2 separate regions of the Homo sapiens genome follow, and region 1 is linked to region 2. A link is a loop called in an ENCODE intact Hi-C map of the cell type or tissue named here. Cell type or tissue: Panc1. All regions are shown on one strand. Each heading gives the region's core, and the rest is flanking DNA. Links, peaks and the distances in the headings are about the cores only. Region 1 overlaps NBEA (neurobeachin). Region 2 has its middle 24 kb from the start of LINC00445.

The links. Peaks named below come from ENCODE experiments on the same cell type or tissue, not always from the same donor. Only the 100,000 strongest peaks of a DNase experiment are listed, where the experiment ranks them.
Region 1: a loop joins it to region 2, with 4 times the contacts of the local background. A loop is called at or near these places in 11 of 110 quality-filtered maps.

The regions. Positions count from the first base shown.
Region 1 is chr13:35,173,837-35,176,758 of GRCh38, reverse strand. The region is part of intron 27 of NBEA (neurobeachin); the gene reads right to left. Among named protein-coding and RNA genes, the nearest start is that of NBEA, 230 kb to the right of the region's middle. In Panc1, for the core only: no CTCF peak of the experiment used is centred there; no DNase peak of the experiment used is centred there.
Region 2 is chr13:35,719,827-35,722,748 of GRCh38, reverse strand. No RefSeq gene overlaps it. Among named protein-coding and RNA genes, the nearest start is that of LINC00445, 24 kb to the right of the region's middle. RefSeq lists an enhancer at 1,832-2,332. In Panc1, for the core only: CTCF peaks have their summits at 1,345 and 1,613 (motif pointing right); a DNase peak (open chromatin) is centred at 1,568; H3K4me3 peaks cover 285 bases.

The DNA.
Region 1 (2,922 bases), core at 209-2,708, 550 kb after region 2:
AGGTAAAGTTATAGCAGAATAAAGATTCGTCTTGGACTTCAGAAGATTTCCTGAGCCTCATTTCTCTACCTCTAGTTAACAAATCTCTTTGAGCCTCTGGGTTCATTTATCCATCATGCTTTTATAATATATGAGATTATTATACTACACTAGTATATGAGATTTTGTATGTGTAACCATTTCATGGTCTATCCAAGGTTAGAAACGGTAAGATTAAAAAGAATCAGTCACAGCCCATTAAAGCTGAAAGACATTAAAGATTGTTACCAACAAAACATTTTATAGTTGGAGGAAAAACATCTACATATTTCAGGTAATGTAGTCACATAGTAGACTACTAAGTGAACTAGGGTCCCTGAAACTCAATCAAGTACTTTCTCACTTATACAGTGTGTTAAAAATTGTATGGATTAAATTAGATAATATGTATAATGCAAAATACAATTCCAGCCCATAATAGGTATGCACTTGTTGTTACTCTAACAATGAAAAATAAACAGGGTACCTTCTATTTCTCAATGAATGTCAATCATGATATTCTAGCCCAAAATTAAAATGTTTGATTCCTTGGCAGCACGCCATAGTAAAAAGAGCATAGTATTTAAAGGTTGATAGTATTTGGTTTCCATTACAATTCCAAAACTTCTGGCTATATGACCATCGGTGAGAAGTTAACCTCTCTGAACTTCAGCTACATCATCTGAATAACAGACTAATAATATTTACTACAGGATGGTTAAAGAAAATAATACATAATTTACAGCATAAATGAATTTATAACATAGATTTTAAGATTAGAAATATTTTCTTTTCTATATTTCTCTACCCCTAATCTAATTTGATCCTTATAAAGACAACATGATAGGAGAAGCTTGTGTAATTGTTCCTTTTCACACAGTATAAAAATGAGGTCACATGAAGGTATGGGATTCATGCAAGAAACTTGCAAGAAACTTTCCCACTGCATTCAAAAATTACTCGATTTACTTCCTAAAATGTCACATAAGAAACACATAACACAGGAAGGAAAAAAAAAGAAACACCACTCAGATCCATTCATTGTTGTGAAATGTCAAATCTTCCCCTAGTATTTTTACATTCATCGCTACTTACCCATTTTTCACTGCCAAAGTTCTTGCCAGATAAATACTGATTAGCTCAAGTAAGTTACTACCAATTTCCTTCCCACTGGGCTTTTCTGTCCATATTCTACAATCAGTGAAATACTAGTTATAAAAATCTTTAAGGACTTTCTATTATCTACTTTATTTAGTATATCTACAAATTACTAAATACATTACTATTTTGAAGTGCTTACATCTCAAAGGTGTCACCTTCAAAATACTATTTATTCGTTTCACGACAATATATTAAGTGTCAAACTGCTAGACAGGGGAACAAATCAGTAATAACTGAATGTTCACTGCATGCCAGAAATCAAAGCATGTCAGTCTATTATCACTTTTTGTCTAATTAATACAAACACTCTGTAAATTAAGATTTGTATCCATTTTAAAGATTAGAAAACGGAGGCACAGAAATTTAAGAGATTTCTCTCAGGTCGCAAAACCAGTTAAGTGGTAAAGCCAGAACACAAACTCAGAACTGTCTGATTCTAGAGTTGTCCTCTTTTTACAAAGTACTCATAGTGCTATAAATACTCTGAAGTGGCCGGGCGTGGTGGCTCATGCCTGTAATCCCAGCACTTTGGGAGGCCAAGGTGAGTGATCATGAGGTCAAGAGATCTAGACCATCCTGGCCAATGTGGTGAAACCCCGTCTCCACTAAAAATAGAAAAATTAGCTGGGCGTGGTGGCACACATCTGTAGTCCCAGCTACTTGGGAGGCTGAGGCAGGAGAATCGCTTGAATCCAGGAGGCGGAGGTTGCAGTGAGCCGAGATCATGCCACTCCACTCCACCCTGGCAACAGAGTGAGACTCCATCTCAAAAAAAAAAAAAAATTACTCTGAAGTTACAAAGATCTATAACACATAGACACTGCCCTCAAGTACCTATCTGTCTACTATGCCTACACAAATGATATCAGGCATTACTGATGATCCATTTGTATTTAATTTCCCAAACCAAATAAGAGCACTATGGAGTCCTGTGAGCAGTAAATAATATATAGTCAAATTACAAATGTTCTCTGACAGTAGTGAAAAAGAAAAAAGTTACAACACTGCAAATAACCAACGAATAGGATAAATATGTGGTCAGTCTGCTTGCCATCTGCAGAAGTTTAAAGCAATAGAACTTTTAAGATGAATTAAACTTCTATTTCATACCTTCACTTATTGAGCAAAAAGTTACTGTATCAATATTAAACATGTAATTACAAGTGTAATGAGTGATAACAGACCTATGTAATTTTATGAAAACAACAAACAGAAGGAACAACCCTAGACTGACTGGGGTGGTAGCGAGGGTGTCAAAAAACATTTTCCTGAGAAAATGTAGCATTTAAGGTAACCTAGTAGTTACATAGATTTTAGCTGGATAAAAAATAAGGATGAATACTTTATGGAAAGGAAATCATATAAAAGTCTGAGAAGTTAGGGGAAATAGCTTCTTTTGATGAACAGAATGAAGTCTATGGTATGACTAAAACAGCACAAGCAAGGGTAAAGGGCTGAGAGCTGCTGCTGGAGAAGTAAGCAAGGACCAGGCACAGAACCTCAAAAAGCATGTTAATGAAACTGGATGTGACGCCAAGGGCCAGTTAAGCATATGATAAAGAAAGCTAATTTAGAAAGAAAACTAATAGTATATTTCAAAATACTCCATTCATTGAATGGGCATTCAGTGAGTTTTTGTTGACTATTATGCCTACCCATTTAAAAGGAGAATTATTCATACATTAAATTCTGTGAAAATATATGACTATTAAAAATAGAAATAACAGTTTTTAGTGCTAATTA
Region 2 (2,922 bases), core at 140-2,639:
ATGTTTCAAATTCGGCTCTTTTACCATTTGAAGCCTTTAGAAGGCAGGATACAGTAGAAGGCACATTACTGTTGGTGAGAGGAGGGCAGTTCCTCTTTTATGTTTTATGACCAGTTTTTCATTGAGGGGTATTGCTTTTCTCAGAAATCACTTCTCGCGGCCTGTCTTTTCCAAGAAGCCAGAAGAAAGTGTGCTTGCTGTGGCTGTGCATTCAGGGGGCACCAGCGAAGCATTCTCCCTGTGAAAGGATGTAGGGACGCTAGATTCGCTTTGTCCTTCCTCATTGCAGTTATCGTGAAACACACAGCCACATCCTAAGAGCCTCAGCTTTGTCACCCGTTGAATGGGTGAGTGATTATTGTAAGTGGAGCATGCTTAACCCATGCTTTTTGCCTTTGCAAAAATAAGCATCCACAATATTTAAACGGCTGTTTTAGTCACTTGTAGAGGCACAAACAAAAGAACCCATAGGGGCATAAGCTGTAATTTTATGATGAAACAGTTCAAACTCTATGATCGTTTGGGCTCTGGATTAAGTGTTTCCTTCTCCAGATTCTTGAAGAGGACCCAATATATGAAATCGTTTTTGGGTTTTTTTTTTTTTGTTGTTGTTGTTGTGTGTATTTTTTTTTCCTTTCCAAGATATGGTCTGTCTATGTTGCTCAGCTGGTTTTGAACTTCTGGGCTGAAGAGATCCTCCTACCTCAGCCTCCCGAGTAGCTGGGACTATAGGCCACCACTCTTGGTTATCATTATTATCCTGAATCCAAGTGGTTTTTGGTGAGAGACATCATCTACCTACATGTCTTATCCACCTGTGAACCATGCAATTCCCTGCTTTCTAACATCCCTTTGGTTAAATATATCATGTTAACACATAACCTGGTACATACATGTTTAAAAGACGTATTACTTCATGGGATGATTTGTCTGCATATGGGGATGAAAAGAGCCTTGGTTTTCCCCCTAAGGATAAGTTCTAATATGTGAAATAATTCCCAGTTCTCTGGGAGAATCCTGAAGATTCTTCAGTGTCAGCTGGCAGTGGCCTGCGTGTGGACCCCATCTCTCCACTCTCGAGAGAGGGGGTGTCCCTCTGCTGAAAGCTCAGGGATGAAGGCCTGTGGCCCCTCCACAGAGCCTGGCTTTGCTGGGTTCTCAGCAAGGTCTCCAAATGTCCATGCCAGCCCCACCCCTGATCTCCTTCCCCCACTCTTGCTGCTCAGCCCCTTTTGGCTACTGGATCTGACAATTCATGACGACCCCGAGAACACTGATCTTCGTGGAGGCCTTCATCTGCCGGACACATCTGGAAAGTACTCCGAGGGGTCTACCTGGTTTTCCTGATTAATGTAGATGTAAAGATTTTATCAAGGCTCCTGGCGGCCGGACTTCAAGATGTAATCACAAAATCAATCCACATAGACTAACCGGGCATAGGCTTACTAAGAAGACATTCCACAATGTCAGGCACTTAATTAAGGCGCTCTGGCTCCTCTGCCCCTGATTGATTCTTTTCTTTCCCTAACAGGTGATGCTGGTCCTCTGGGTGGACAGGCCACTCCCCAGCCAGAGACCCCCGTGCATTCAGAGCCTGCAGTTTGGTGAGAAGACCACCAGAGGGCACCCGTGCATCATCCCAGTCCCCAGGGACTGGACCGGAAGACCAACGGGATCCCTCTTCCAGCCCCCCAGCGAACTTGAAGGAGCAGCCAACTCAGCCTGCATTATCTGCTAGGCTGCATTTTGTTTGCTGAGCTCCAGGATTCTTCTCCGACCCTCAGGCATCTCTTGAGCATAATCAGAGACTCCTCCCATCTCCTCACCATCCCACTTTTTGCACCTTAGTGCGTTGTGGAGCAGAGGACTGCCCCGCGCCGGGGAACCAGCCTGTGCTCTGGCCTGAGCACCTGGGAGTCCTAGCCACGCTGGCTTGCTTGACATAGAGTTTCCCACTGGAAATTCAAAAACTTCAGAAATGGGAGTTTTTAAAAATGTAAGCACCTTGTGAAAAGTAGCCCAGATCAGAGATTGCCAACCTACTGCCCCTTGACGGATGCGAAGTTTTTTCTGCATTCATTCATTCATTCATTCAGCCATCAGGTTCATCTGGCATGATTTTAGCACATGACCATTTAATTCATCAAAGATTTGTTTAGCGCCTAACATGAGCCAGGCATTGTGCTGGGAATATACCTGTACTCCAGTCATTTATAAAATGAGGCACTGTCTGACTCAGCCCAGAAGGACGTCATCCAGCCAGTCCTCTGTAACGTCTGAGTATACCTGGGCCAGAATCATCAACAGTAGCTTGGCTGCATGAGGCCCTGCCAATCGAGAAGCAGTTCTACTGCCCCAGAGCAACAAAGGGCTCCAGAGAGGCTCAGACTTCATTGGCCCAGGGCAATCAAGAAGGCTTCATTCATTCATTCATTCAGTGGGTATTTACTCAGCACCTGGTATGTGCCCAGCAACAAAATGAATCAGAAATAAGCCAGACTGGTGCAGCATTCTTCATCACATAGAGAGACTGCTCATTTGGTTGTACCTACATTGGGCCCCAAAATCTTGACTGTAGTAGCCAGGTAGCGTTCACCCAGTCCTGACTGTTATAGATAAAGCAATCTTGGAGGGCTTCTTTAACTCAAATCTTTATCAAGCTGCCAAGAGAATTTGTTTGAAATGATTGGTACTTTGGAAAGAGAAGTACATCTCTATCATTTACTATAGGAGTTTTTGCAAGTTCTTATTCTTGTTCACAAGAGACTCAGGCAGTGTGATCAAAAGGACTCTTCTGTCATCCGTGGAGATACTATGTCCTCTTCCGGTCCCAGGCCATTGGCCATCCGGAAGGCTTGTCTCTGCTGGGGCTCACATCTTTGGCATGGGTCTTCGTTATTGTGGCCAAAATGAGTGTCAACC